Linked DNA regions of Homo sapiens: region 2 is linked to region 1. A link is an interaction called in ENCODE POLR2A ChIA-PET data of the cell type or tissue named here. Cell type or tissue: IMR-90. All regions are shown on one strand. Links, peaks and the distances in the headings refer to the core of each region. The heading gives the core; the rest is flanking DNA. Region 1 has its middle 15 kb from the start of SNORA48B. Region 2 has its middle 91 kb from the start of SNORA48B.

What was found. Peaks named below come from ENCODE experiments on the same cell type or tissue, not always from the same donor. Only the 100,000 strongest peaks of a DNase experiment are listed, where the experiment ranks them.
Region 2: POLR2A ChIA-PET joins it to region 1 with 17 read pairs; 2 of 35 experiments call an interaction of 5 or more read pairs at or near these places.

What each region holds. Positions count from the first base shown.
Region 1 is chrX:3,511,311-3,523,445 of GRCh38, forward strand. No RefSeq gene overlaps it. Among named protein-coding and RNA genes, the nearest start is that of SNORA48B, 15 kb to the right of the region's middle. In IMR-90, for the core only: no CTCF peak of the experiment used is centred there; DNase peaks (open chromatin) are centred at 4,871, 7,771 and 8,281; H3K27ac peaks cover 2,720 bases.
Region 2 is chrX:3,435,536-3,445,973 of GRCh38, forward strand. No RefSeq gene overlaps it. Among named protein-coding and RNA genes, the nearest start is that of SNORA48B, 91 kb to the right of the region's middle. In IMR-90, for the core only: no CTCF peak of the experiment used is centred there; no DNase peak of the experiment used is centred there.

The sequences.
Region 1 (12,135 bases), core at 1,697-9,696:
AATTGTGGCTGGGCACAGTGGCTCACGGCTGTAATCCCAGCACTTTGGGAAGCTGAGGCAGGTGGATCACTGGAGGTCAGGGGTTCAAGACCAGCCTGGCCAACATGGCGAAACCCCGTCTCTACTAAAAATACAACAAATGTCCAGGTGTAGTCATACGCGCCTGTAATCCCAGCAACTCGGGAGGCTGAGGCATGAGAATCACTTGAACCCATGAGGCAGAAGTTGCAGTGAGCCAAGGTCGTGCCACTACACTCCAGCCTGGGTGACAGAACGAGAATCTGTCTCAAAAAAAAAAAAAAAAGGAAATTGCAATAGGAAGCTGCCACATCCAAGTGGCTACATTTGTGAATTAGGAGGATAAAGGAAATTGAAGAGGAGGATGACAAGAATGAGGCCTCAAATGTGCTGTTTGTTTTCTCTTCTAATGGGTGTTTGCAAAAGAGTGGCCCGTATAAGAGAAACTTAAGCTGTTAAAATAATTTCAGTATGCAATCTTTGGCTTGTCTTTCTTCTTGGTATTATGAGAGTGTCATTCCAGAGTTAGAATGGTGCTTCTAGGAAACCCAAGAAAAATATGTTCATTTTCATCAAAAACATAATTGGTGCATTTATTGAGAGCTTTCTCCATGGTCACGTTAATATCACAGAAAACTCCATGATAGTTTGCTGAGCAAAGCAAACAGTGTTCAAACGCAGCAGTCCCCAACCTTTTTGGCACCAGGGACAGGTTTCGTGGAAGACAACTTTTCCATGGCTGGGGTTGGGAGCAGGATGGTTTCAGGATGATTCAAGCACATTGCATTTATTGTGCACTGTATTTCTATTATTATTACATTGTAAGATACAATGAAATAATTTTACAACTCACCATCATGTGGAATCAGTGGGAGCCCTGAGCTTGTTTTCCTGCAACTAGACAATCCCATCTAGTGGGGGATGGGAGACAGCGACAGATCATCAGGCATTCCACTCTCATAAGGAGCGCCAACCTAGATCCCGCGCATGTGCAGTTCACAAAAGGGTTCACGCTCCTATGAGGATCTAATACCACCGCTGATCTGCCAGGAGGTGGAGCTCAGGAGGTAAAGTGAGTGATGGGGAGCAGCTGTCAATACAGATGAAGCTTTGCTCGCCCACCTGCTACTCACCTCCTGCTGTGCGGCCCAGTTCCTAACGGGCCACGTGGGGACCCCTGTTTTAACATATATCATTTCTAATCTGTCTCCCCAAATCTCTGTAATATAAAGATTATTGTTCCCAATGTACATCAAAAGACCCTGTAGGGCAGAGATGTAAAAGCATCAGCCTGATATTCTGTTGCTGGCATATATCATAGATGGTCATCAAACCCTAATTTTATACAGTTGCATAAAAGACATAGTTCTAATATTTGATAGCAGGGTAAGGTGCCTATAGTTAGCAATAATGTATTGTGTATTTTAAAATAGCTAGAAGAGAAGACTTGAAATGTTCCCAACACATGGAAATGATTAATTCTCAAGGTGACAGATATTCCAAATAATGTGGCCTGATCACTACACATTCTATGCAAGCAACAAACTGTCACATGTTCCCCATAGATATGTAAAATAGTATGTATCAATAATAGAAAAAAGGTAAATGCAAGCAAGTTTCTCAAAAAATTCTCAGTTTCTTCAAGTATCTGGTATGGTCCTTAAACCCGTAACTCCCTGTGCAAGAAGTCAAGCTCGATTTTGGCTAGGGTTTGTGGGGCGCCTGATGTTTAGTTTGCACACCATCCAATTTCACGGGGGTTTTTTGACGTATTTCATGCTTCACTCTTCTGCAAAGCATTTGGTCCTAAGCTCACCATGAGCTCCAAAGGGTGGGAGCGTCCATGGGAAGGAAGGGCTTCTCTGGGGTCATAAGCATTGCTTTGCTCAGAAGCACCCTGGGCGGATGGAATTCTGGGCAAAGGATGCCAGGACATGAAGGGTTTTCTTCCAGCCCCAAACTTAACTCTCCTGGTATGTTATACTGCAAAGAAGGCTGAAATACGAGCAAATGGCCGATGAGGGGATGCACTGAGAATGAGGCAAAGGAGTCTGGCTTTCCCTTTTCCTGGGATAGCTGGAAGGATTTGAAGGATTTTGAGCATGAGAGAGGCGTGAGTAGAGATGAGCTGCTCAGACAGAAGTTGGCCTGTGGTTTGGGGTCCTCTAGACAGGAAAAGATTAGAAGCAGGGACACCACTGGGAATCAACAAATGAGCGCCAAAAATTCACCCAATCAAAATGGCAGGAAATGGCCTCAGAATACCTTGAATGCTGAAGATGCCTTGTAAGTGTTAGTCAAATTGAATATACTTTGGATCTGGAGGTATAAATTATATATTATGTATAATAGGTGTGTTATATATAATATATATTATAATAATGTAATATCTTAAATATTATTATAATATATAATACTTAAATACTATATGTAATATATAGTATTTCAAATATGATATTATTATAATAAAACACAAATTGCATATTGTTTATTTCATATTATATATTAAATTGCCATTACTCTTAATGGCAGAAACCCCAATTACTTTTGCACCAACCTAATATGTACTATATAACTATATGATACATAACATACCATTGTATGTCTATGTATATTATATGTAATATACTATGTAATATATATTATATTCTATGTAATATATTATATACCATGTAATATATATTATAATTAAATATGTTATACGTAATATATATCATATACATAATATAATGTATATGTCATATATTATACAGTATAAGGTGTTATATATCATATAACATATGGTGTTATGTCTATGTATGTTATATACATTATATACTATGCAATTTATATTATATACTATGTAGTATATTATATTATAATTATGTTATATGTAATATATATCATATACATTATATAATATATGATATGTCATATATTATATAGTGTTAGGTGTCATATATTACATAAGGTATAGTATTATAAATTATGTAATAGATAATATAGTTATATATTATATAAAATGATGTAAATTATATATAATATATAGTTATATTTTATAAATATATCTTATATCATATATAACATTTTATATCATTTTATGATTATATTATTTATTTTATTATTATTTATACTATTTTATAGTATTTATATTATATATTACTCTTTATACATTTAAAATATTACATATTATTTATAGATAACATTAAATTTCAACAGCAATTTATTATATATAACGTACATATACAAATAATTGTATATAATACACAATATAATAAATAATGAAATTTTTATCAATAATGATGACTTCAAAACACAAAATCAAAATTGTTATCGGATGTGATGTCAAAAGGCTGTTGTTATTAAGCTCCGGATGGAATTGACCTATCTTATTGGGCACAGGTGGAAAGACAGAATGCATTTTCCTATTAATATTTAACCAAGATCTATTGTGCTTATATTTGAAGCAGCAATAGCACCAAGAGGACATGATCCCTGTCCTCGGAGTCACACATCATCCAAAAACTCACATAAAATAAGATACTGGGGATGAACTTAGAAAGTGCTATGAAATAATAGCTGGGCATGGTGGTGGGTGCCTGTAATCCCAGCTACTTGGGAGGCTGAGGCAGGCGAATCGCTTGAACCCGGGAGGCAGAGGTTGCAGTGAGCCAAGATCGTGCCACCGCACTCCAGCCTGGGCGACAAGGGAAGACTCCATCTCAAAAAAATAAATAATTAATTAATTAAAATTAAAAAATAAAATTAGTAATAATCACAAATCACATAGCGATGAGCTTCCTGGAATCCAAAGGAAAAAATGAGACATCTTCTGTGTTATGATTAATACAATTCTTTGGTAAGAAATTAAGCAAAGCTTTTCCAGTCATATCTGAGTCATTCATACCAAAAGCGTCTTCAACAGTACCCCCACAGAAAAGACAGGATCACAACTTAAAAGTGCAATCTGTTACAAATATTCTCATTTTAGAGCTCAGTGCACAATAAGAAAGTACTGCTCAGCAGTAGCAATTCTGTGGAGAACTACAGCAGAAGTGGTCTAAGAACTCAGCTTTTGGATGGTCCAGATTTTACTTTACTGTAAATAAAATCTATGCTATCCAGGACCATGAGTCCTTCAAAACATGCTCCTCCAATAGCGTGTCTCTCAAGTAATTGCATTTTAGGATCATATCGTCTGGCAGAAGCATGGACAACCTGCATTTTTCTGCGGTTGTTTAAGGGCATGTGCATCAACCCTAATGATCGAGGATGAGAAGAGCGTGGTTACAACCCTGCAAAGGAAGGTTCATGGCAGAATGGCTGCTGGGCTTCCCTCAGTGCAGCTAATATGTTTCTTAAAAATGAAAGTCCTCTACACTCCTATCTATCTATCATCTATCTATCTATCTATCTATCTATCTATCTATCTATCTATCTATCATCTATCTACCTAATCTGTATTTCTATCTATATCTATCTCTGTATTTCTAGCTATATCTATCTATCTGTATTTCTATCTATCTATATCTGTATTTCTATCTATCTATCTGTGTTTCTATCCATCATCTATCATCTATCATGTTTTTATCTATCTTTCTATCATGTATCATCTATCTATTTGTCTACCTATCACCTATTATCTCTCTATCTTCTTTCTTTCTATTATGTATGTATCATCTATCTATTTTTTTCTGTCTCTGTTCTCTACGTCTATCTTTGTATTTCCATCTCCTATACACACACACGCGCACACACACACACATACACACACACACATCAAATCTCCAATCTTCTGCTCCCTTGGGCAATATAGTTAGATAATTTTATTATAGGAAGTGTGTCCAAGGAAAACATAGAAGTCACTGGTCCCAACCACAGAAATATTTCTATCACAAAGAACATGGATTGAGCAATGCAGTCTCTTTGTGAAGAATGAGGATCCATTTTATGCAAAAGATAACTTAAAATAGCCAGAACCACTGTATGGATTTCCTGTGCGTACACTCATTTCATCTTGGTGACCATCTGCTAAAAATAATTATATGTATTCTCAAAATTTTATCAGAAGCCACTGTTAGGACAATGGCTTCATTGTAGGAAACACTGTCCATTGATTCATCACTTAATTATAGTACGGTTGACCTTTGAACAACACGGGTTTGAACTATGTGGTCCACTTAGAAGGGGATTGGATCCTCTTCCACCTCTGGCACCAGCGAGTCAGCAATACCAACCATTCTCTTCCTCCTCAACCTCCTCAACGTGAAGACAATGAGGATGCACATTTTTATGATGCTCCACTTCCACTCAATGAATAGTAAATGTATTTTCTGTTCCTTATTGTTTTCTTAATGACATTTTATTTTCTTTAGCTTGCTTTATTGTAAGAATACAGTATTTAATATGCATGACATATAAAATATGTGCTAATCGACTGTTTATGTTATCAGGAAGGCTTCCACTCAAAAGTAGGTTCTTATTAGTTATGTTTTGGGAGAGTCAAAAGTTACAAGTGGATTTTTTTTTTTTTTTTTTTTTTTGGAGACGGAGTTTCACTCTTGTTGCCCAGGCTGGAGTGCAGTGACTCGATCTCTGCTCACTGCAAACTCCGCCTCCCGGGTCCAAGTGATTCTTCTGCCTCAGCCTCCCGAGTAGCTGGGATTACAGGCACACGCCACCACGCTTGGCTAATTTTTGTATTTTTAGTAGAGACAGGGTTTCACTATGTTGGCCAGGCTGGTCTTGAACTTCTGACCTCAGGTGATCCACCCACCTCAGCCTCCCAAAGTGCTGGGATTACAGGCGTGAGCCACCATGCTCAGCCTACAGGTGGATTTTTGACTGCATGGTGGGTTGGAACCCCTAACTCCCACATTGTTCAAGAGTCTACTATACATTAATATACTCTTGGGGTGTGTTTGTTGTTGTAATACTCTGAGTGTTGGAGAAGGTACAGAATTATTCACCTCCTCTCTCTTACCTGCTGTGGAAACAGGGATTCTGACCCCTGGGCTATTTCCCATGGTGACATCAATTAATTTCGGCCTCAACTCCTAAAAGGAGCCGGAACAGTTTAGTACGTGTCAGATCGTATTGGATGACCACATCACCAGCTCAATAAAGAGCCAAATTTAGCCATGACAAAAAACTGGTGAATCTCACAGAGGCAAGTATGAAAAGACTCATTGCAATGGGTTTAACAAGAAGGTGACTCTACTGTAAATTCCCACTCACTCAAAATTCCTGTGATTGGGAAGCTCATGCAGGTGAAATTTGTCTTCTGTCCTTCATCTGAAAGAACAATTAAACAAATCCCAAGAATCTGCTTAAAAGGTGTGTTGCAGGCATTCTACACAACCATTATAAGGTTGAGTAGAATTAAGTATCCAATGCAATGGACACCTATAATGATCATTCTGAGTTACTGTGAGATAGTGTATAGAACAATAACAAATTTGAACACAATTAAATATAAAAGTAAATATGTGCAATAGTGACTCGAGCTGGGTATAATGTAACCATGATTTGGAAATAGCACATCTGTAATGAAAGAAACAGAAGATGCTATGTCTCTGCTCCATCTCTTATAGCTATAGCTTCTTCCTGAAGAAACTCTCATGTGGTTTTCATATGAAAAATGATAAGAGCAGAATATTTGAACTTTCTTAGCTAATATGCTCAATGGATGAATGAATAGATAGAGAGATAGATGATGGATAGATAGATTAGATAGATAATTGATAGCCGATAGATAGATAGATAATAGATGGATAGGTAGGTAGATGATAGAGATGAGATTTTGATAGGTAGGAAAGTAGGTAGATGATGGATGAGTAGATAGATAAGCGATGGATTGATAAAGGTAGAAGACATAGATGATGATAGATGATAGATGGATGTAGATGAATAGAGAGATGATAGATGAGACAGATGATAGACACATAAGATAACAGATAAATGGATAAGATGAGATAAATGGATAGATAATAAATAGATACATAGATGGATACAGAGAGACATGAGAGTTGAATAGGTAGGGAAGTAGTTACATAGAAAGCTTGATAGATGGATGAGTAGATAGATGGATAAAAATGGAAGAGATAGAGATAGATACGAGATAGACAATGATAGCTAAACTAATAAATCTAATAGCTATTACATATGATATGAATTCATACTTACATCCACACAGTTGAGGTTTGCGTGTAGAGGAATAGTTAGATGTTAGCAATTTGTACTGAATTACAATTGTACTTTGTGTATTTAAGTGTCATAAGCCAAATTCTAAATAACCTAATCCTTTTAAAATTCTCAATTCACCAGAATCCTGAGTTAAAAAGAACTCACAACCCTCCAATTCCAAATAATTTCTCGAGAGTAATGATGCAGTTGAGAGAAACCCCCAGCCTCTGTGAGAGAGGAAACTTCTCCACTGCGTTCCCTGGAAATAGGCACTCTTTGGGGCTCTCATTTGCCTCGAACTAATGATTTTGTTCTCTTTGTTTGCTTATGGGGGAAACAACTATGTTATAAATCAATGAGTTTTAGCTTTGTGCGCTGAATCTGGAGATCCGACACTTTTGGAAAATTATTTTTGAAGCTGACCTCACTCATCTGTGCCGGCCTTGGCAGAGGCTGTGGTTAGATGCTGGTTCTGCTCACATAGATATGCCACATGGAAAAAAATAAAAGTACTTTCAACAAACCGAGAAGCGGTGACCCAGACATAAAGAATGAGCATTTGTTTCCAGTGTCCGCTGGTGACTCACTTCACTCTGTCATTGGTCAGAGCCTTCCCGTTCTGAGGCACAGCCCTGGCAAAGGCGGGGTTCTGGAAGGACAGGGCTTGCCTGGGAGATAATGATTCAGGAATCAGACAGGGGGGCGGGTGTTCGGTAATTGTATCACTCCACCCTCAGCGTGAGTTAGAAGAGGATTGCACTCCAACTTCTGCTGCAGGTCTTCATTCTCTGCTGTGTGTGTGTGTGTGTGTGAGAGAGAGAGAGAGAGAGAGTGTTACTCTGTCGCTCAGGAGTGCAGTGGCACGATCTCAGCTCACTGCAGCTTTGACCTCCTAGGGTCAAGCCATCCTCCCGCCTCAGCCTCCGGACCAGCTGAGACTACAGGCGCAAACCATCATATGCCTGGCTAATTGATTTGCATTTTTTGTAGAGACAGGGTTTTGTTACGTTGCCCAGGCTGATCTCGAACCCCTAAGCTCAAGCAATCTACATGCATCGGCCTCCCAAAATGCTGTGATTACAGGCATGAGTCACCACACCCGGCCACCATTCTCTGCTTTTCACTTGAGTAAATGCATTTACAAGCAAGGGTGAGCTCTGACAAAGAAAGCTCTTGCCCAATTCCACAAACAGAAAAAGGATGAGGGATGAGTATTCAGGATACTGAGTATCTTGAATATAGTGGAACATCTGGGTTTTGGTTTTTTGTTTTTGAGACAGAGTCTCGCTCTGTTGTCCAGGCTAGAATGCAGTGATATAATCCCAGCTCATTGTAGCCTCGACCTCGTGGACTCAAGTGATCCTCCCACCTCAGCCTCCCGAGTAGATGGAACTGCAGGTGTGCAGCAGCACACCCGGCTATTTTATTTTTTAAATTTTTGTAGAGACGGGGTCTTACTATGTTGCCTAGGCTGGTCTCAAACTCCTGGGCTCAAGCTATCCTCCTGCCTTGGCTTCCCAAAGTGCTGGGTTTACAGGCATGAGCCACCACTCCCAGACCTGGTTTTTTCTAATATCCTTTCCTTTGACACTCATTTGTTAGGGGAATGCATTTATTCCTTAGGGCTGCGGTAACAAATTGCCACCAATGTAGGGGCTTCCAACAACACACATATTGAACCTGCCATTACTTTCGCACCAACCTAGTACATACTCTCACGGTTCTGGAAGTTGGAAGTCCTGAATCAATACTACCAAGCTGAAGTCAAGGTTATCTCCATGGTTGTGCTCCCTTGGAAAGCCTGTGGGGAGGATCCTTCCTTACCTCCTCCAGCTTCTGGCGGCTCCATCGTCATCACTCCGATCCTCAAGGCCAGCCTCTCTGAATTCTCTCTGTGCTCCATCTCGCACCATCTTCTCCTCTGTGGGTGTGTCAGGTCTCCTTGTGTCTTCTTCACATTAGGATCCATGTCTGGCAATTTAGGAGTCACCACTGCTCGGTTTGTTGAAAGTACTTTTACTTTTTTTCCATCTGGCATATCTAGTTGAGTGGAACCAGCATCTCCCCCACAGCCTCTGCCAAGGCCGGCCCAGATGAGTGAGGTCAGTCCCCCAAAAATAATTTTGCAAATGTGTCAGATCTCTAGATTCAGTGCACAAAGCCACAACTCATTTATTAATCATCTAGTTGTTTCCCCCTACAGGCAGGATTATCTGCCCATCTCAAGATTTGTACCTTACACACATCTGCAAAAATTCTTTTTTCCAAATAAGGTTCCATTCACAGGGTGTAGAGAGGAACAGCTGATCTGTTTGGGGAACATTATTCAGACTATGGCTGGGAATGGGATGTCGCCATTTTGGAAGGATGCATTTTTCAAAAACAATTTCAACTTTTATTTCAGATTCAGGGGATATTTGTGCAGGTTTTTTTCCTGGGTACATTGAGTGATGCTGAGGTCTGGGGTATAACTGATGCTGTCACCCACGTAGTGAGCATTAGCACCCACTAAGTACTTTTTCAACCCTTGCTGCTATCCCTCCCTCCCTGCTCTAGTAATCCCTGGTGTCTCTTGTTGCCAGGAACGATGAATTTTTAAATTGATGTCTGTCCCAAGTATCCCTGGGAAAGACTGGGAGTGTGGTTACATTGTGGTCAGCAGTGTAATGCTGTTTCTCTGCTGGAAAATAAAGAAGTGGTGTTAAAACTGAAAGAGATCTTGGGAATCTTCCCCTTAGAGCTTACAAATATCTCAGCCAGGTCCTTGGGAGGTCAGAAGGACCGAATGGGGCCAACCCCCACCCCACCAGCATCTCCTCCACCCATGCTGCCTGACCAAGAGAAAATTAAATTATCTTTTACTGTAGCCAAATTCTCGTCAATTATCCTCTCTTCCATGTTTGTTCTGTTCTTCCCCCTCCTGGAAGACAGAATGAGCCTTTACTGCATGTGAATTGTTGGCTTTCTTGCCAGCCCAGGTCCTGACCCATGGGCTGTGCTTGAGGAGCCTTTGGAGTCTTTTGCAGGAGGACAGCCATACCAGCTTGAAGTAGACCCCACTCAAGAGGCAAAAGACTCCTGAACAAGCTCATATTCAAGTGGTTCCAAAGTACTAATGTATAAGGGGAAAAAAAAGCAAATCTCAGCTCTCCAAGTAGAGAAAGAATGTTTTACAGCTATTTAAACATCGGTAACAAGAAACCCTTGACATAACTAGCTTCTCCCAAACGAGCAAATAAGTACTCTTACTAATGTAAGAAACATGAATAAACACGAGAGAATTCCAACAAAACTCAAGGGGATCAACTTTTTTCTTTAACTTTTCACATCTGGAGCTTTCAAATTCTGTCAATTTAGCATCTAAAAAAAATAATTGACACATGTTCAGCATATCCGTATGCAATCAAGGTGCTGCCATTAAACATCATATGATTCTTTTCATAGCTTGATAAAAATAAATTATATCATAGCGTGGGGGCATTTGAGATAGACTGTATGAATTCCCTTTGTATTAATGTTTTCTATATTTTTCATATTTCCAGATAGTTTCCCCCAATGACATTGGTAATTCTGTTTTGTTTTGTTTTTTAAATGATAAAGAGAGTTTAGCTTACACCCTTAGGTCTCAGCAAACTCCCTTGGTGATGGTGAGAGAAACTTTCCATCATTAACAAAAAACATATGCTGAGGTTTAGATGACATCAATCCGATTCCTGTGGAATGATGGGATTTGGGAGTTCAGTGCAGTTAGACAAAAAAAAAAGAGAGAGAGAGAGAGAGCCTTACAGTTTACTCAGAACCATAATTTACATCAAGGGGAACAGAGAGAAGAGAATAAAAGACCATTAATAAGAATCTCTTTTCATTATGTCAGGGGACATGAGGCAATAACTAATAAGAACTGAGACAGCTTATATGTATGGTGTTATTGTGATGGAATGTGTAGCATCACCCATGGCAAGCCACATTCATCTTAGATACAAGGCTATTTTCATATCCTCAGGGGAATCGTTATCTCCAGGGTGTTGGGTTCATTCCTCCCTCCCAAAACCCTGCTCCGCTCACCCATTCTAATCTCCCTGTTGGCCTCTTCGTTGGTCATGTCTTGACCACAGACACCACCTGACTAGGCTAACACTCATGTTCTCCTCCTCCTGCTCACTCTCTCTTCTCCTTTTCTTTCAACAACTTTACATGAATCAAAGATGCCAGATGGTGCTAGACATTTTTAGAAGGAAAAAAAAACACATGGAAGATGTTCTCAAACTTTCCTGCCTTCACTAAGAAGTTTTCTCTTAACTTGCTCTTTCCCAAAAGCTATCGTCTACTCTCTCTTCTTCCCGTCACTACCAAATATCTTCACCCATAGTCTACGCTCATTTTCTCCCATGGGTTATGGCTCCCGCCGTCTTCATTACTCTGTGATGCTGCCCTTGGAAACATGGTTGAGATCTCATTTCCAACCCAGGAACTCATTCTCAAGAGTTTATCTTCTTTGGGCTTCTGCCTTGTCTCTCTCTTCTGAAATTTATTCTGAAACCTCCCCTGGTTTCCACAGTGTCCTCCTTTCCTCTTCCTGGTAGCGCTCATACTTCCCATATCTATCATTATATTTTATTGTTTTCTCTCCTCCACATACCCATATTTGTAAGAGTTTACACTTGGTCCCTTTCTTTTTCTCTGAGACCTCATCTACTTCTGCTCCATTAAATATCTCCCATACACACATGGCTCCCCGGGTCTTTAGCCTTTCCCTGGTGAGACTCAAATTGTCATTGATCTACTGAATTTGTTTACTTGGATGCCTCTATTTAACTCAAACTCATATTTCTTAGCCCCTCACCTCATCTTAGTCAATTTTATGCTGCATCACAAATTACCACAGACTGGTTAACTTATGAAGCAAAGAAATTTATTCTCTCACAGTTCTGGAGTCTGGGAAGTCCAAAAACA
Region 2 (10,438 bases), core at 216-8,215, 77 kb before region 1:
GTATCCTGTTCCCAGCTCTGCATAATTGATAAAAATCCATCCAATCTCTAGACAGCACAGATCTGTCCGTACTCCTAGAAGATTTGATGCAGTGGCCTACACAAAATACACAGGCCCCAGTTGAGCTCTGAAATTCTCTTCTCTCCAGAGCTCCTCCTCATCCTAAATCCACTTCTGCTCAGACCTTGGTCTCCAAACCCGAGATCTCTCTTCTCCTTCCATGCAAATAACTATTTTTTGTTTTCGGAAAAGGAAATACTTGAATACGCTGTTGTGGCGGTGGCTGCTCTTCTACAGGCACACGATTTCTTCTTCATGAAGACCTCTCCCTGTGAATGTGTGAAGCTGATTTCAGATGAGCGCAGAGTGTGTTTAATTAAGGTGCTTCCTTTCCCGGCCAGCGTGCGGGACCCAGGAGCCATGTGCGGTAGCTCGCTGGCCGGGCTCTCATCTCCCTCCCAAGCAGAGGGCGGTGGACACCAAGCAGTGGGATGTCCGCAGCCAGGAAAGCTTGGGGAAAAGGCTCTGTCTACTGCCAGGGACGAGGCTTCCTGCCGGAGTCTCAACGGACTGTGGACGCCACATGGGAGACGGACCACGGTGGCGCGTGGTAGCATCACGGCCGCTTTCCACGCTGCGGCTTGGAGTGGTCCTTGTTTAGATTCCTTTAGGGAGGTTCCGGAAGGAGCTGGACGCTAAAGTGCGGTTGTGTGTCCAGTAGGCTTGCTGGACGATGGTGTGGACGGTCATAGAAGAGCTTTATGTTTTCCAGGTAGAGAATGAGTTTGAGAGCCAGGTAGGGGGTGGCTCCCTCAAGAAAGGGGAGACAGGGCCTCTGATGGTCACAGGGCTGGGTGTATCGGCGGCATGTGGGATCCAGTTCATGTAAGGAGGGATGCGGCTGTAAGTAGGCCTGAAGACTCTGAAAGTACTGTTCCCCTTAGCAAAGATGGTGAGTGGCTGGGTGTGGGTGTCTGTGTGCCTCGGTGTCTGTTCTGTGTGTATCTGTGTGGTTTGGTGTGTGTATGCATGTGTGTATGTGTGTATAGATGTGTTCTGTATGTCTGTGTATATGCCCCTGTATGTCTCTGTGAGCATGTATGTGTGCGTCTTGTGTATGTGTGTGTCTGCATGCATGCACATGTGTGTGTGTATTCTTGTATGTATTCATGTGTGTCTGTGTATGGGTGTGCACTGTAATAGGTGTGCTGTGTGTTTTACATATGTCTCTGTGTATACACATCTATGTGTGTATGAGTATGTGCATATATGTTCTCTGTGTGTCTGTGCATATGTGTCTGTGATACAGGTATGTGTGTATATATATATATATACATGTCTCTGTGTGTCTGTGCCTATATAGATGCCTGTATGTGTGCCCAAGTGCGTCTGAGAGTGTCTGTGTCTCGTGTGTCTCTCTGTGTATGTGTGTCTGTGTCCTGTGTATTTATGTGTGCACATGTATGTATGTGTGTATGTTTGTTTCTGTATGTATTCATGTGTGTCTGTGGGTAAGTACGCATTGTGCTAGTGTACTGTGTGTTTTATGTGTGTCTCTGTGTGTATGCCTGTATGTGTGGATGAGTATGTGCATATGTGTTCTATGTATGTCTGTGGTTTTGCATATGTGTTTGTGTATATATGCATGTGTGTATATATGTCTCTGTGTGTCTGTGTGTGTATGAAGATGTCCGTGTGTGTACCCAAGTGTGTTTGAGTGTCTGTGTGTTTGTCTGCCTGTGTGTCTCTGTGTGCATGTGTTTGTCTGTATATGTGTGTCTGTATATGTAAGTATGTGTGTTTCTGTGTGTTTATAGATACCTGTGTATGTGCCCAAGCATGTCTGAGAGTGTCTGTTTGCCTGTGTGTGTGTGTGTGTGTATGTGTGTCTGTATATGTAAGTCTGTGCATACTGTCTGTGTATAGATACCTGTGTGCCCGGGCATGTCTGAGTGTCTTTGTGTGTGTGTGCCTCTGTGTGTGTGTGTATGTATGTGTGTCTGTATACGTAAGTCTGTGCACGTCTGTGTGTGTATAGATACCTGTGTGTGTGCCTCAGCATGTCTGAGTGTGTCTCTGTGTGTGTGTGTGTGTTTGTATATGTGGGTCTGTATACGTAAGTCCGGGCACATCTGTCTGTGTGTGTATAGATACCTGTGTGTGTGCCTGGGCATGTTGGAGTGTGTGTGTGTGTGTGTTTGTTGGTGTATCTGTATATGGAGGTGTGTGCACATCTGTGTGTGTGTTTGTTGGTGTTATCTGTATATGGAGGTGTGTGCACATCTGTCTGTGTGCATATAGATACCTGTGTGTGTGCCTGGGCATGTCTGAGTGTGTCTGTGTGTGTGTGTTTGCATATGTGTGTCTGTATAAGTAAGTCCGTTCACGTCTGTCTGTGTGTGTGTGTGCCTGGGCATGTTGGAGTGTGTCTCTGTGCGTGTGTGTGTATATGTAAGTCTGTGCACGTCTGTCTGTGTGTATAGATACCTGTGTGTGTGCCTGGGCATGTTGGAGTGTGTGTCTGTGTGTGTGCATGTGCATGCATCAGTGGCTGGGCTTTCACTCTACCCTGGGCTACTGTGATGAAGCTTGTGGCTGGATTCCATGTGCACTTGCCCTGCTCACCCCTGGAACCCATAAGAAGAAACACAAGAGGAGGCGGATGCTTGCAGATCAGCGTTACCTGCTGACGAGTGAGCCCCAGGAGATGAGAGGAGGAACCACACGCAAGGCGGTTCTTAACCTCTAATGCTTGAGTTGCTGGGACATGCAGTCCAGCTAGACAAACGCTGCCTTGCCCACGAGGGATTTTCTTAGTGATGCTCTGTGCCTGGATGCATCTGTCTCAGGCAGGTACCTGCATGTGAGCCCAGCACTCCAGGAGGACGCACGGGTCTGCAAGGCATGGTCCAAATTCCATAACTCAGGACTTCCTAGAAGGGTTTAAGGAGGCAGAGGAGTTTGGCTGGTTTGTTGTTTTCATGACTCAACCCACTCATTTTACCAGCAATCAAAACGAGCATGGATTCTCACTGCACCTGCTCAGCAGAGAGGGCGGCATCCAAACCAGTGGATCTGCAACTGTGGCCTCTGCAACAACAGCCTCAGCATCACCTATGCCCATCCTAGCAACAAAGATCCCCAGACTCCGCTCCAGACCCAATGGAGCAGAAATGCTGGGGGCTTCACAATAGCCAAGCTATGGAAACAAGCAAAGTGTCCATGGATAGATGAATGAAGAAAGTGTGCTCTATGCACACGATGGAATATTATTCAGCTTTAAAGCATTTCTCCTTTGTCCTGAGAATACTGCCCAGGCAGTGAGATGCATTTTTTTTCTAAACAGGAAATGTGTTAATAAACAAAGACGGGAAAAAGGAGATTCTGTCGTTTGCCGCAACATAGATGAACCTGGAGGACATTCTACTCGATGCACGCTCGTTGATGCAGTTTCTTCATAGTGTCATTGGTCTTTATATTTTGGTGGGTTTTTGCAGTGACTGGTACCTATTTTTCCCTTCCATACTTAGTGCTTCTTTCAGGAGCTCTTGCAGGGCAGGCCTGGTAGTAACGAAATCCCTCAGCATTTGCTTGTCTGGAAAAGATTTTATTTCTCCTTCCCTTGTGAAGCTTAGTTTGGCTGGATATGAAATTCTGGGTTGAAAATCCTTTTCTTTAAGAATGTTGAGGCTGGGCTCAGTGGCTCACGCTTGTAATCCCAGCACTTTGGGAGGCCGAGGGGGGCGGATCACGAGGTCAGGAGATCGAGACCATCCGGGCTAACACAGTGAAACCCCGTCTCTACTAAAAACACAAAAACTTAGCCGGGTGTGGTGGCAGGCGCCTGTAGTCCCAGCTACTCGGGAGGCTGAGGCAGGAGAATGGCATGAACCCGGGAGGCGGAGCTTGGAGTGAGCCGAGATCACGCCACTGCACTCCAGCCTGGGCGATAGAGTGAGACTCCGTCTCAAAAAAAAAAAAAAAAAAAAAAAGAAAAGATTGTTGAATATTGGTCCCCAATCTCTTCCGGCTTGTAGAGTTCCTGCTGAGAAGTCCACTGTTAGTCTGATGGGATTCCCTTTGTAGGTGACCTGACCTTTCTCTCTGGCTGCCCTTAACATTTTTTCTTCATTTCAACCTTGGGGAATCTGATGATTATGTGTCTTGGGGTTGATCTTCTCCTGGAGTATCTTAATGATGTTCTCTGTATTTCCTGAATTTGCAAGTTGGCCTGTCTTTCTAGGTTGAGGAAGTTCTCCTGGATAATATCCTGAAGTGTGTTTTCCAGCTTGTTTCCATTCTCCCATCTCCTTCTGGTACTCCAATCAATCATAGGTTTGGTCTTTTTATGAAGTCCCATATTTCTTGGAGGCTTTGTTCATTCCTTTTCATTCTCTTTTCTCTATTCTTGTCTGCATGTCTTATTTCAGTAAGGTGGTCTTCCAACTCTGATATCCTTTCTTCTGCTTAGTTGATTCAGCTGTTGATACTTGTGTATGCTTCATGAAGTTCTTGTGCTGTGTTCTTCAGCTCCATTAGGTCATTTATGTTCCTCTCTAAACTGATTATTCTAGTTAGCAATTCATCGAACCTTTTTTCAAGGTTCTTAGCTTCTTTGCATTGGGTTAGAACATGCTCTTTTAGCTCAGTGTAGTTTTTTATTACCCATCTTCTGAAGCCTACTGCTGTTAATTCATCCATCTGATCCTCCGTCCAGTTCTGTGTTGTGATCATTTGGAGGAGAAGAGGCACTCTGGCCTTTTGGGTTTTCAGCATTTTTTTTGTTATTCTTTCTCATCTTCATGAGTTGGTCTAGCTTCGATCTTTGTGGCCGCTGACCCTTGGATGGGGTTTTTGTGGGGGCTTTGTTGTTGTTGTTGTTGATGCTGTTGTTGTCACTTTCTGCTTGTTTGTTTTGCTTTCAAAAGTCAGGTCCCTCTTCTGTAGGGCTGCTGCAGTTTGCTGGGGGTTCACTTCAGGCTCTATTCATCTGATTCACGCACATGCCTGGAGATGTCACTCAAGGAGGCTGGATAAGAGCAAAGATGGGTGCCTGCTCCTTCTTCTGGGACCTCTGTCCTTCAGGGGCACCAACCTGATGCCAGTAGGATCCCTCCTATATAGGGCGTCTGACAACCCCTGTTGGAGGGTCTCACCCTGTTGGGTGGCATGGGGAGCAGGCCCCATTGAACGAAGCACTTTGTCCCTTGCTTGAGGGGGTGTGCTTCACTGGGGGGAAATTCACTCATCTGGGCTTCTGGATTCCTTATAGTTACTAGGAGGAGAGACTAAGTCTGCTGGTCCACATAGACTGTGGCCACCCCTCCCACTAGGTGCTAAGGCCCAGGGAGATCCAAATTCTGTCCCTGAGCCTCTGGATGGAGTTATTGGAGATCCTGAAGGAAAGCCCTGACCATTGAGGAAGGATGGGTCAGGGTTAGGCCTGAAGAGGCACTCTGGCCACAGATTGCCACAGCCAGTGTGTTGGGCTGTGGGGACAAGTATTGGGACCAAGCCATCCAGCCTCCCTGGCTCCAACAGGGGGAAAGCACAGCCTGGAGCTATAGAAATGGATGACACCCTTCCCCTGCCCAGGGAGCTTAGCATGTTAGGCAGTCACAATGCTGGCTGCTGCCCCTCCGCCAAAGAGCTCAAAGGGCTTAGACAGCAGGCAGCCTAGACAGCAGGCAGCCACAGCTGGTGCTGGTCGCCTCTCCCCCCAGGAGTTCGCTAGGCTTAAGCAGATTCCAGCTGAGAGGCTGTAAGAATCTGCGTGTTCTGGGGTTGGGACACTAGGTCCTGGTGGCATGGGTTTTGGGATCATGAGTGGGATCTTCCGATCCATGGGTTGCATAGTTCCATGGAGAAAGCACAGTTTCCCGGGCTGGGTAGCAGGCTCACTCACCACCTCCCTTGGCTGAGGGGAAGGGGTTCCCCTTCCCTGTGTGACTCTCAGGTGGGCCACCACACCATACTATTCTTCCTTCTCTTCGTGGGTCACCCCGGCCTTCTAGTCAATTTTGATGAGGGAACCTGGATGCCTTGGTTGTTGGTGAAGGATTTGTATGCTTTTTATGGTTTTCTCAATGGGAGCCTCTGAACGCGGCAGCTTCTAGTCGGCCATCTTGGCCCCGCCCCCGCGTCTTTCTTTAATGAAACGTTCGTGTGATTGGAAGCTGAGACCATTTAGAAATATTCTTTCCTAATGTGGATGTGAAAAGTCGTGTAAAGCCTGTCATTTTATTCCTTGAGTGATTGCTGAGGGTGAAGTAGGGTTGGGTTGTGCTTTCACTAAATACTTTTGGTAAGGACCATTTAGGATTGGGAGTTGTACCAAGGGCACCCCTTGTTCTTAGCCCTTAGGATTTCGATTGACTTACACCACAGGTGTATTAGTCCGTTTTCATGCTGCTGATAAAGACATACCCGAGACTGGGAAATTTAGAAAGAAAAAGAGGTTTAATGGACTCAAAGCTCCATGTGGCTGGGGAGGTCTGACAATCATGGCAGAAGGCGAAAGGCACATCTTACATGGCAGCAGGCAAGCGAGAATGAGAGCCAAGCAAAAGGGGTTCCCCTTACCAAACCATCAGATCTCATGAAACTTATTCACTACCACGAGAACAGTCTGGGGGAAACTGCCCCCATGATTCAATTATCTCCCACCAGGTCCCTCCCACAACACATGGGAATTATATGGCAGCTACAGTTCAAGATGAGATTTGGGTGGGGACACAGAAAACCCATATCAATCACCTTATCTAGGTCTTCAACTTGTAGAATATGGTGGGTGGGACTTAGCCTCCATAATCACATGAGCCAATTCCCATAATAAATATCATCTGTATCTATAGCTATAGCTATAGCTATAGCTGTCTGTCCTATTGCTTCTATTTTTCTGGAGAACTCTAACAAATATATCCCTTATCAGATACATGATAGGCAAATATATCTTTTCATTCTGTGGTTTGTTTTTTCACCCTTTTGCCTGTGTCTTCTGATGAACAAAAGTTGTTGTTGTTGTTTTTGGTGCAGTCCAGTTTACCTGTTTTTTTTTTTTTCCTTTTGTTGCCTGTGTCTTTCGTGGCATTGCCAACAAATTATCATAAATTTCCAAAACTTTTTCTAGACCATCTAATATACATGGAGAGTGGAAAACACGAGATCTTGTTGGGCCTTTCTCCGCTCTGGATTTTCTGGATGCAGTCAGCCATCCAGACAGCTGAGTGCAATGGCGCCTTCGCCCCATCTGTACCTCTGCAGAAGGTGGGCCCCTGCCAAAAAGACTGCATTTTCCAGGAGGGCGAGAGACAAGCCAATTTGGCAAAAGCACACAAGTGAAGTCAGTGGCTTTCTCCAGCCGACCATCTCCACTGGTGTTGCTGGCTGGCCCTTCACATCCAAGTGGCTTCACCGGTAATATCCTAAGAATAGCCCAATGCATTAACCGTCAACAATGCCAAACTTTCCAAGGCTCACTTTGAGAAAATTTCCTGTTTTTTCATTATCTTTTCCAATTTTTTTTCTCAAACAAAAGTCTGTCAATCTGGCCTCCTGATGAGAGTCTCTTTGTAGCTGCAAGAGGTCATAATCAGAAAGTAAGTGCCTGCAAAGATAACATTTTTCAAGAAGGTGCTTTTTTTTTTCTCTTCTCCAGATGGTGACATATGGAGAATTAGCAGGGATGCTACAAATAGCCCATCAGAGGGCTTTTGGTGGGGGGAAAGGTGACAGATAAAGCCAGTAAAGGATCTAAGATACCCTCCCAAATGTCCACAGACAGGGCAGTTTCTCATCCCCACAGCTTTCAGCTTTCGCCTGCAGGTTCCAGACCGCTGATGTCAGCCCATGGAAGGATTGAGGCACAGCTGTCTGCCCAGAGTCCCAGAGCACAGCACAGACATCTTCCAGGATTATAAATCGAGCAGCATGTCAGCAGTTCTCATGCCTAATACCTGCACCGGCTGCTTCTATGGGCCCAGGGAAGGACTTATTTCTCTGCTATACTTTTATGGATGATTTCCTGGTTGTGGCAAGGGCTTCTGAGGCATGCATTCCTCAGTTGCCCTAATCAGATAGGTGCTTCATGCACAGTAGTTGTCACAGTGACATTTGTATTAGTCTGTTCTCACACTACTAATAAAGACATACCCAAGACTGGGTAAGTTATAAAGAAAAAGAGGCTTAATGGACTCACAGTTCCACATGGCTGGGGAGACCTCACAATTACAGCAGAAGGTGAAGGACACAAAGGCACATCTTACATGGTGGCAGGTGAGAGAGCTTGTTCAGGGGAATTCCACCTTATAAAACCATCAGATCCCATGAGACTTATTCACTATCATGGGAACAGCACAAGAAAGACCCACTCCCATGATTCAATTACCTCCCACTGGCTCCCTCCCACAACATGTGAAAACTGTGGGAGCTACAATTCAAGATGAGATTTTGGTGGGGACACAGCCAAACCATATCAATATTTTTCCTGTTCTAATCCTTAGGGAGCCAAATTGTGTTACCCTGAAACCTATCTCTGGCCAGAGAGTGCATTTATAATAAAAGCTATGCTATTCTGGGGGAGAGAACCATCCATTCACCTCCTGGCTTGGACTTTAATCATATGTAAAATTTGGAAGCATGGAACTTTCTCAGAGGCTTCAAGAATCTGTATGTGTTTATCTGTGCATTTGAGACAGTATAGGCTTTTGAGCTACATTCACTGGGGTATCAGTGAAAATATTCAATAAAATGTTCATGCTCTGAAGAGAAATCCTTTGCCATTATCCGTCGTGTCCCATTGATACATGTGACACACAGATGTGGATGTGTTTGTTGAATCCATTTTGGGACTTGATCTTTCGCTATTTAAGCAATCTCACACTTATCGGTCAGAATTTTAGCTTGGTGAAATTTTTTTCTGTTGAAAGCCTGTTTGATGGTGTGTTGTAACTCAGGACTAATTTCAACATTAACCTCCTATGTCTTATGTCACCCATTCAAAACTCTCTGTTACCAACATAAAAATAACTGCCATTTGGATGCGCGATTTACTCTATAAAGAAAGGATGTTCTAATGAGCTGGATCTCTGCATTCTTGTTGGGAATTGCAACTTAGGGAGCAAGAAAGAATGCAGAAGAAAATGGAGATGAGAGGAAAGAGAGGATTGCTTTGGAGGACACACACAGACACAAGTACATATACAAGCAGACACAAACACATGCTTACACTTAAACACATGCATACATACAACTGCATGCATGTACATATATACACACAAACACATGCATAGATAAACTTATGCAGAAACTAATGCATACTTAAATTTGTATGCATGCACATATATACACACAAACACGTGCGTACATAAACTCAAGCAGAAACCCATGCATACATACAACTGCTTGCATGCACATTTATACACAAAAACACATGCACACATAAACTTATGCAGAAACCCATGAATACATACACCTGCATGAATGCACATATATACACACAAATGCATGCATACATAAAATCATACAGAAACTCGTGCATACATATGCCTGCATGAATGTACACCCATGCACTCATACATGGGAACACATGTGCATATACAAACACACATACATAATACACTCATGCAGAAATGCATGCATTTGTGCATCTACACATACAAACATGAACACACAGAAATACATGTGCGTACACAAGTTCATACAGAACATACGCATACAGACACATAAACATACAGAGTCTCAAGGGGAGTCACCCAGGTCAGGGCCAGATGGGGGACATAGCTGAGACTCAAAGGGTCCATATGGGTGGCAATGGAGCCCTGATCAGGCCAAAACCCCAGGTACACAGGCTGCAGGCTCCAGCCCCAGTGCCAGCAGCATGCAGGTGGATGAAGCCAGACAAGGCTCAAGCAGCAGCACAGCTATTCTTCTGCTGAGCCTCCCTTAACTCAAGGCCTTCTCTCCATGGCTAGGATGTAGTTTGCTCCCCACATTTCACTTCCAGACCTCAGCTTGAAGAAGCTCTTGGTGATGATGGCTGACGGCAAGACATGAAGAACAGGCCATGCATTTCCCCAGAAGGAACCATGAACCTATGGACACACCAAGAGGGTCTCTGCTTTGCACTGAATTTACTCCACCCCATTCTTCCAGCTTAGTGGGAGATTTGCAGCCCTTCAGATTAGCGAACAGATACTAAGTGTGCACATTTTGCAGTTTGCATGCCTAAAAGTGAGTTCAGTAACCTTTGACACCCAATCCATCAGGGTGGTCCAGGAAGGACAGTTGTGGTCCAGGAAGGACAGCTAATGTTAACAGTGACAAACGATGACCGCCAAGGGCTCTATCAAATTGCATTTGCAAATTTGGCTTTTATCTCACTACCATAACCATGCACCACTGTAACCATCTGTGTCGATTCAGCACTTTTTCTATTTTA